2 separate regions of the Homo sapiens genome follow, and region 1 is linked to region 2. A link is a loop called in an ENCODE intact Hi-C map of the cell type or tissue named here. Cell type or tissue: PC-3. All regions are shown on one strand.

What was found. A loop is a pair of places that touch in the nucleus more often than their neighbours do. Peaks named below come from ENCODE experiments on the same cell type or tissue, not always from the same donor. Only the 100,000 strongest peaks of a DNase experiment are listed, where the experiment ranks them.
Region 1: it touches region 2 in a loop (2.3-fold over the local background); 1 of 110 quality-filtered maps calls a loop at or near these places.

The regions. Positions count from the first base shown.
Region 1 is chr12:28,548,617-28,553,616 of GRCh38, forward strand. CCDC91 (coiled-coil domain containing 91) reads left to right here. Exons shown (of 13, transcript NM_018318.5): 13 at 447-1,550. The coding sequence ends at 557. Among named protein-coding and RNA genes, the nearest start is that of CCDC91, 360 kb to the left of the region's middle. In PC-3, no CTCF peak of the experiment used is centred here; a DNase peak (open chromatin) is centred at 2,565; H3K27ac peaks cover 1,154 bases.
Region 2 is chr12:28,495,872-28,500,871 of GRCh38, forward strand. The region is part of intron 12 of CCDC91 (coiled-coil domain containing 91); the gene reads left to right. Among named protein-coding and RNA genes, the nearest start is that of CCDC91, 310 kb to the left of the region's middle. In PC-3, no CTCF peak of the experiment used is centred here; a DNase peak (open chromatin) is centred at 2,170; H3K27ac peaks cover 1,499 bases.

The DNA.
Region 1 (5,000 bases), 53 kb after region 2:
TCAGCAAATTGTTTATCTCCTCCCTTATAATTTGTTCCACTAAACCCTGTGTATGATGTGATTATGCTGTGTTTCTGTGCTATGTACTTATTTTGTTACTTGTATCTGTAATATATTTGTGGATGTTTGGTTGCGTATATACACTAAGAACTGGCATTTTAATACTATTTTATGTTTTCTGAAATCATTCTGATCAAATGTATGATATTTCTCTAATAACTGAGTAACAACATCAGTTATAAAACTATAATGATTATCATCTCATCTTAGATGATTTAGGCCAGAAAGAGTGACTTTACTGTCATTCAGTTGAAAGTACTATTTGATTTCCTAAATTGTCTCATCTGGAAAGTTTTTTCTAGTGGGCTTCAGAGACATAATATTCTTTATCCTTCAACTCAGTATTTTTTTTTCTCTTTCTCTCTCTCTTTAAAAAAATTAAACAGCTCGATCAAGTCATCCGCCAAAGAAGCCTGTCCAGTTTGGAACTGTTCCTCTCCTGTGCACAGAAACAGTTAAGTGCTTTAATAGCTACGGAACCAGTTGACATTGAATAAAAAGAACATGACAAACCCACACTGGCATTGGATAAATCATATTACACCTTCAAAATACACACTCTGAATTATAAAGATGTGTTTGTTTTCTTTCCAAATCATGTAGAATTGATTTCCAGTTCAAGGATAAACCAAAACAATATTTAGAACTATCAAGTGATCTAATTTATTTTCTTTTGGTTTCTTCTTTACATTTACTGTTATTTTATTATTATTAGTAGTAGCAGCAACAGAGTATGATATGACCCAAAAGCCATTGTAAAGTGCCACATTACCAAAATTAATTAAGTAAACTTTATAGCCTGTGGGAGTCTATTATATATTATTTTGCAAAAGTAGTAAATATATTATTGTTTCATGATGACTCTTGATGAGATGCTAGAATGTAACCATACATTTATCTTATTTTGAGGATAGAAATAGCATGGATTTCAACATCACTTATTTATCTGTATAATTGGAAATAAAACACCGATATGATAGAGAATCATTCCGGCATTACCTAACCTCTTCTGCAGTTGGATCTATGTATTTTCATTGGTCTACTGAAAACAAACAATACAATTAAAAGCACTAAAGATTATTATATTAATTCAACTTTGATCTGATATATCACTTAAACTAAAGGGGTGTGTGTGGTGTATGCTTGTTTCCTATTTCTGCTCTTTAAAGATACTTTGAATCAATAAAACCATTAGTCTACAAATCAAATTGTGAACTTAATCTCTAGAAAGAGAATATAACTCAGCCATTTATAGGAATTTAGGTTCAAGTACAGGATATATGAAATCTTTTCCCAGTATTTCAGAATGTACTTAATTCACAGGCAGGATGCTTCAATGCAAAATCATGAATATTTTTAATTCAAAACTAAAATGTCATTAATATGTATGTATGCAAATGTTTTATCTTATTTTCTGAAATGCATCTACTTTCATGGGCTTTGTACGTTTCTGAGATTTCTCAGTGTAATAAAAAGAGCTCCCAAACTTATTTGGTTGTTACTTTTTGTTTTTTTTTAAATTTCTTTAAAAAATATATTTTATTTTTTTTTAGAATTTTTCTTTCTCAAGTTGAAATTTTCTATCCTAAGTCGTTTTATCACTCGAATATTTTAAGAACAAGACTAGCCTTCCTTATAGACCTGCTTGGCCTTCTAGCCCTGCTAAATTTTAATTGTAGATCCTTAGACAAGCTGCCTAACTAGTTAGTTAGACAAGCTGCCTAACTAATTTGAGTCTCAGTTTTCTCATTTGTGAGGTAGAAAGAGTGATTTTTATAGGCTATTAAAAAAATAAATCTTGTAAAGTACCCCATATAGTGCTTGCTGGTATAGCCTCCAGTTTATAATAATTTCCCTTTCTCTGGAAATTAATCACAAAATACAGGTGTGAGTACCTACAAACAAGTGGCTAAAGCATAGCATTCTGCCCCTCTAACCTTGACTGACTGACCCACAGGTGAAGACCTGACCCCAAGTGGGCCTCTTATGAAAAGTCTTATGGTGACATCACTTCAGCTTCCTTACCATAGGGAGACAGACATGAACCCCTATTTCTGAGGTTAGAGGTGACCCCAACCCTTTTTTTCCTGAGTCTCAGATTCTGTGAGATACCTGAATATTCTTCCAATATGTTATATTGAATATTCCAATATTCTTCCACTTAACTTTTTTCCCTTAAGCTAGCCAGAGCCAGTTTCTATTATGTGCAACCAAAAAACATTACCCAAAGCAGTCAAGCACAGATCCCAGCAAGTAATCCCTGGATACTTGGCACTTGTTGGCTTCTCATTTCCTCTACCGTACCAATCCGCATCCAAAATGGGAACACTCTTTGATTTATTTTAAGGAATGTTAAAAATATAACTGAACCAAAGCCTCTATTGTCTAACAAAGCCAAGTAAATCACAGATACCCAAAACTATGAACAAACAGTGCCCTATTTAAAAGCTTTCTGTCACTCAGAATCTAGAGTAGAGGTTTAAACTCAGCTTTGCTGAATGCTGACTCACGTTCCATTTCAAAGGAGGCTTACTCAGTGATTGCTTTGAAATCAAAACCAGAACAATGTCCCTATGATTGGTGTTATTCTTCAGTGAGTCAGTTATCTATTATTATAACTTCTTTTTTTTTATCTGACAATTAAACTGAACGGAATCAGGAAATGTTCTCTATATTTAAAAGAGTAATACATCTGAATAATAAAAAATGTATATATAAACCTGGAAAATATTTATAAAACTCCCAAAGAAAAGGAGACTTTGATCAAAGCACTCTGCCTCTAGTCTTCTGTTTACATACTAGTAAACAGCTCTGCCATATCTCCAAAGACTCTGCTAACAAAAAGCAGAAAGCCAATGTGTTCTGAATCCACAGGCTCCTTACTTGTAGGCATCACCATCAGCATCACAGTAAGTGGATGTTATCACTATATATGAGAGCCCACAGTTGTGACTGCTGGGCTCTTTTTTTAAGCCAGGCAAAACTAAAACTGTTCTCTGAATTTAACTGATAAACACATTTTTAGCCCACCCAGTCCCCCATAATCCACAGGCTACTTGCTCACCAATCATTGGTATATATAAGTAGAAGGGAAAGAGCAGGTAGAATTTTCTTTGATCTGGTTTTGTTTTCTTACCCCACCTTACCAAGCATTCATTCTCAACAAGTTGCTCCCCCTTAAATTGTCCCCATTCCTGGGGTCACTATATATTGAACTTTTCCTATGGAGTACTTATATAATTAAATAATGTTTTAATTGTTATTTATAATTAATAATTTGTGTTTTTATTTATGTCTGCCTCCTCCTAAGCAGAGAGACCACATCTGTTTTGTTTGTTATATCAATGCATTTCATAGTGCCTAGCCTGTAGTGAGGACTTAGTGTATAATTGAGTTAATAAATAATTGAATCAATCAATAAAACAATTATTGCACCTGCAATGTAATTAACCAACTAATTCCCAGCTAATAGATTCTGACTACCGCTTTAAAGGATTTAGCTAAAGTTGCTGTGTTTCTGAATGAGATCCTGTAAGAAAATTAACGCTCATAAAACAGTAAAACCTACTTTCTATATAAATCAGTAAAATTTCTGAAAACTCTAAAATGAACTCTGCATTTCCAATGATACTCAAATGACTAAATCACATTGATTGAAATGTGCTACCCAAATTTAGAAGATCCTCTAAATATAAGTAGGGAAGAACATATGGGAAATTATATGTGAAATCATTTCATATGGTGCTGAGTTGGGCCTAGCTACAAGAGTAAACAGCGTCTGCTTGAGAGGGCCATAGAACAGCATTAAACCTACTGGTCCGTCAGTTTGGAGTTGGAACACATAGGGAGCAACAACATTTAGAGGACAGACTGAGTGCATAAAGTTTTGTGATCAAGAGTAGAAGATTCAGAGGGCCCAGTGGAAGTTATGTGTAAAGAGAGGAGAGGTGCTTAAGATTGGGTCAGATCAGGGAATGTCCAGAGCAGTGTATGAGTCCTGGTGATAACGATGCCAAGAATATCTGACAGTATTTTTCAATTCATTTCTGACTCTGAATTGTGATACAGATTGGCCTTGTTGTGAGAAATACACAGAAATCAAGAAACAAACTTATTCAAAAGGTAGGAAAATTTGACTCAGTCCTGGCAAACATTCGGTTCTCAGAAGTCTGGTAGCTGATTTAAAAAGAAAAAAAAAATGAAGCCACAGAATGTACAAATTGCTGACTTCAACACAGCTCAGATACTGAAAATAGATAGTAGAAGATTTCTTGTGACAAGATATATATGTAATGAATTTTGAGTTTTGTCCCTTTTATTGAGGTACTTTTTTCTGAAATTGTTACAACCACTAAACAGCACTACATTTTTTGAAACATTTTTCCTATAGTATTTTTTGGTTTTTTGCCTGATTAGCTGCCAAATGTAAATGTTTAATTCAACTCTACAAAAATGTTTAACACTTAGTGATTCAATTAGTAAGTTTATACCTATGGTCTCAGTGAGCTATTCTTTAAAATTCATTATATGTTATAATTTTATAGGCAAACTAATATGTTTTTATGATTCTTGGCTTTTTATAGATAAAAATAAGCAACAATACATGTTTTTCTTATAATTTTCTCTTTTTTTCTTATAAAGCAGGAAAAAACTTCTATATTCTGTGTCAGTTGGTTGCAGTTATAGAAAATGCAGTAAACTAGGTAGAAATATCAAATAAGATTTTTATAAAACTGGTCTGTATGGTTCCAAGCAATCCAGATAAATAACCAGCTACGGTCATTGAAGAGTAAGATGTATTCACTTCTATGTGAATGAATTCAAAGTGCAACAGTGATTCTACTTAATATAAATCCTTTGATATACTGGCATTTCCGCACAGGAAGAATACTTGTGTTCAGAAATATGTGTTTTATGCCTATTCCTTAGAATTTTAGATG
Region 2 (5,000 bases):
TAGTTAATAATTTGTTAGTTTGCTGCTGCACACTATGAACTACCAGATTTTACATTTTTTTAAAGAATACCAGCTGAATCTTTACAGCCATCGACCCTTACAGAACCAGGTAACTAAAATCTTTCCGATTTTCCTGAGGTTATATTGTCTTCAACCACTTCTAGAACCAATTTACATATCAACCAGGGTTCTTCTTTTAAATAACAGAAGCTGCTTTCATCTGACTAAGCAGCAGAGGAGTTTATTAAAACGATATTAGGTAAGCAGCCAAGTTGCTAGAGGGCTGGAAAACCAAGGTTAAGCTTCTATGAACAATAGCAAAAACTACACTGCAAAACTGGCTAAAGATAAACCACTCTTTGCTGCACATTCCCATCAAGCACTAGGATAAACTATTGCATAGTTCAATCATTTCCATCCCCCAAATTTGGATACTTCTATTATCATCGTCACGAGCAAAATAGATGCTATACAGAGACCTCTAATTCCTCACTTATGAATCAAAGTCTCGCACATTTGACTCTGGTTAGTGGAGCCATAGGAGCAGAGCAGGCTAGATAACTGAGTTTTCTTGGGTTTTATGCAGGGGAATCATACCTCATAAGGCTGGAAATTTTTTAAACATAGGGAGGATATCAAAAATCAGAAAACATTACAAATGGCCACTACATTCTTTAGTAAAGTCTCCCAAGTTGCTGTGGTTACTGAAGAAATATTTTTCCAGCTTTTTAGTCTTTTGGCTAATTCTAAAACTGATCCTTTGAAGTTAAACTAGGTGGGTTTCATTCTTTCTAGAACAGAACATTAGCAATTGCTAGGTTCATCATTTTGTAGAAAGTTTGCAGCTTGGCCACCATAATATTCTTTTTCAAGTAATCTGAGATTTTCTACAGTTAATGCCTAAGTTATACAACACTGTTCAAAGGATATGCAATACTTTGGATAGATTAGGTTCTGGGTTCTATGTAGTTGTACTAAAAATAGTTCTTAAGGTATATATATATATGTATATATGTAGATATAAGGTATATATACACACATATATAAGGTATATATATACATATATATATACATATATATATATATATATGTAGGATTTTTTGTAAATTTTAGTGATTAAACTTATCATTGTGTTAATCAACAGTGTTTCCCCCTGATTACTCAGGGATATTTCATATATGTTAGTTATAGTACTTTTTTCATAGAATGATGGCCACCAAGTTTACTAAAAAAAGAGCTTAAATTTCTTTCTACTAAATTCATCTAGATGAGATTTCCATTGTTTCTTGAGTCCTTGGCATCATCTGTTCTCTGTATTTATGTGTCCCTCTAATCAATTAATCTGTTTCTTCTCTCCTTCTCCCCATTTTCTTGCTATTGAACCTGTTATCCATGGCCTCTGCTATTTTTCAACTCTGATTGTAAGTATAAAACTGAAGAAAATAATGAGAAACTAGACAGCAGAGTACTGTATCAAATTAAGTCACACATGTTAAGCTTGAACAAGGAGAAATTTCCATCTTAACTTTGTAATAAGTATACAGGTTTTTTGGTATCTGTTTTCACAGGTTCTTATCACATCTTTGATGTTCTGGTTGTTAGAGAAGGTTGTGGCTCGGGACATTATACTACTAAATTGCAAAGTTAGATTCCACCAACCCATTTGAATCTTTTCCAGATGACTTTTTTTCCAATGTGGATGATTTTATGAACATCTGATTTGAAGTAAAATATTCCAGGATAAGCTGTATATCCAGCAGCGTACATTGAGATTGAGTCATAAAATAGTCCCACTATTCTTTTCACTATGGTTTTTTATTAATTTTTGCATGTATAATGTGATTAATACCTTGTACTAGGAGCATATTAATCATATCTTCTTTGCCATTTTACAAAAATTTAAATGTATACTTTTTATTCATCTGTGGGGATATATGACATTTAAAATAACTTTATGGCTTAGTATTTCCTTTGTAGTTTAGAGTACTTATTCGTTTAAGCTTTAGTGTGACTATAATGTATTCAACCCTTTGCTTTTGTCCTCAATATTTACTCCATTCCTGTGGTTCACATTTCCCTTTCCTTATGTATCATGTGTTGAAAATGAAAATATCTTGTCTGGGGTGGAGCTTAGCCATGGAACTAAACAAACATGCCCTCTCCTTCTGCTCTTAGTTGGTTTTACAGGTTAAGTTACTTAAGAATCCTGTTAAGAACAACAAGAACAACTTTACATATACCTTTCTGCATCATTATATAATCATAGTTAGTAAAAATCTCTTTCACTTCCTCCACCAGTGTACAATGTGATTCATTCACTCCTTTTATATTTATGACTCACACATCAGTAGAGAGGTTATTGAAAATAGCATACATATTCAAAAATGAAAGCCCTTGAATTTAGTGAAAGAAATTAAGCCACTTGAACAGAATTTCCAGTACTCAAAAGGAAACTGTGATGGGCACAGAAAACTGTGAACAAGGCATGTTCTTCTCATGTCAAGAGCAGAGTGCAAGAGAGAAAGCCCAAACAGGTAAACATTGCAAGCTTCTGATTATGCCTTATCTGCTGATATCTCCAAAGCAAGTTATATGGTCAAGTCCAAGGTCAAGAAGCAGGGACGTACATTCCATATACCATGAAGCCAAAGCATGTCACACAGTCAAACTCAACATCAATAGGTGAAAAAGCCTATTTCTCCCACAGAGGTGAGGAAAAAGAATGGCTAAATATTTGATCAATAATTATTTAATCTACCATACCACCCAGTATAAATTAGCTATCTTCTCTCCTACCAACCTTACTTTATAGTATCACTACTCTATTTTTTCTTCTTAGTGCATAAAACTCTTTGAAATTATGTTCATGTTTTTATCATTCACTATTCATTCAGTGAACAAATACCATCAAATACCTAATATATGCTAGGTAGCACTCTTAAGTGCTAGGGATATATCAGTAAATAAAACAGACAAAAATTCTTGTTAATTATCTTTTCCCCCTACTATAAAATATAAGCTCTAAAAGAGAAAAGACCTCATTTGTTTTGTTCACTGCTGTATTCTCAGTATCTAGAATAAGCCTGAAACATAACAGATGTTTAATGAAATGTTGCTTAATGAAGGAATGCCATTAAACATTTATCTAATCTAACTCTGTTTGTTCAAATTCCTTGCTCACTAAGCAGCTTTCTGATTGTGATTTGTTTCTAGCATAGGGGAAGCTTTTATGGTCAGTTTTATGAACTTGAGTTATTTCAAGTCTTCTCTTAAGAAAAAGATCTATGCCTGGTATTTTGATAAATCTGTACCTGCATAGCTGAAAAATCAATCCTTGAATGTAGTAAATTCACAAACGTAAAACCACCCTGAGCCTGAGCAACTTCTGTTGGTTAAGTAGTATACATTTAATTCCCTTCTAAGCAGATACAGTTATTAACAGTAATGCAAAGAGTTTTCACTTGGAATATATGGCACCTCACTTTTATTATTATTATTATTATACTTTAAGTTCTGGGGTACATGTGCAGAATGTGCAGGTTTGTTTCATAGGTATACATGTGCCATAGTGGTTTGCTGCACCCATCAACCTGTCATCTATATTAGGTATTTCTCCTAATGCTATCCTTCCCCTACCCCCCACTCCCTTACAGGCCCAGATGTATGATGTTCCCCTCCCTGTGTCCATGTGTTCTCATTGTTCAACTCCCACTTATGAGTGAGAACATGCAGTATTTGGTTTTCTGTTCTTGTGAGAATAATGGTTTCCAGCTTCATCCATGTCCCTGCAAAGGACATGAACTCATCCTTTTTTATGGTTGCATAGTATTCCATGGTGTATATGTGCCACATTTTCTTTATCCAGTCTATCAATGATGGGCATTTGGGTTGGTTCCAAGTCTTTGCTATTGTGAATAGTGCTGCAGTCAACATATGTGTGCATGTGTCTTTATAGTAGAATGATTTATAATCCTTTGGGTATATACCCAGTAATGGGATTGCTGGGTCAAATGCTATCTTTAGTTCTAGATTCTTGAGGAATCGCCACACTGTCTTCCACAATGGTTGAACTAATTTATACTACCACCAACAGTGTAAAAGCGTTCCTGTTTCTCCACATCCTCTCCAGCATCTGTTGTTTCCTGACTTTTTAATGATCGCCATTCTAACTGGCATGAGATGGTATCTCATTGTGGTTTTGATTTCCATTTCTCTAATGACCAGTGATGATGAGCTTTTTTCCATATATTTGTTGACTACATAAATGTCTTCTTTTGAGAAGTGTCTGTTCGTATCCTTCGCCCACTTTTTGATGGGGTTTTTTTTTTTTCTTGTAAATTTGTTTAAGTTCTTTGTAGATTCTGGATATTAGCCCTTTGTCAGATGGATAGATTGCAAAAATTTTCTCCCATTCTGTAGGTTGCCTGTTCATTCTGATGATAGTTTCTTTTGCTGTGCAGAAGCTCTTTAGTTTAATTAGATCCCATTTGTCAATTTTTGCTTTTGTTGCCATTGCTTTTAGTGTTTTAGTCATGAAGTCTTTGTCCATGCCTATGTCCTGAATGGTATTGCCTAGGTTTTCTTCTAGGGGCACCTCATTTTTCATTGAGGATCCTGCTTACTTTAGATACATCATCTTCTTTGCTTCAAGGCTTCTGCCAAAAATAAATAGTTTAATGATAAGATATGAGTCATTTCTCACTAGGCTCATACATAGCACCACAGAAGGTATTGGCAAATAGCTAAATAAATAGATACCGTTACCAAGTTTTGAGTCTAATGAAAATTTATCTACCTATTAACTTTGGTCAGTTTAGCTATTTCAAGAACTATGTCTTAGAGTATGTATTTACTGTATAAAACCAAGTAAAAACTTAAAAGATTCTCAGAATAGATGTATTCCATAGATATTTGAACTGCATTATCAACAGTCAGCACTTGGAATGTTCCCTGCCCTCCCCCTATTATCTCTGAAGCCATAATTTTATTTTTATACTCAA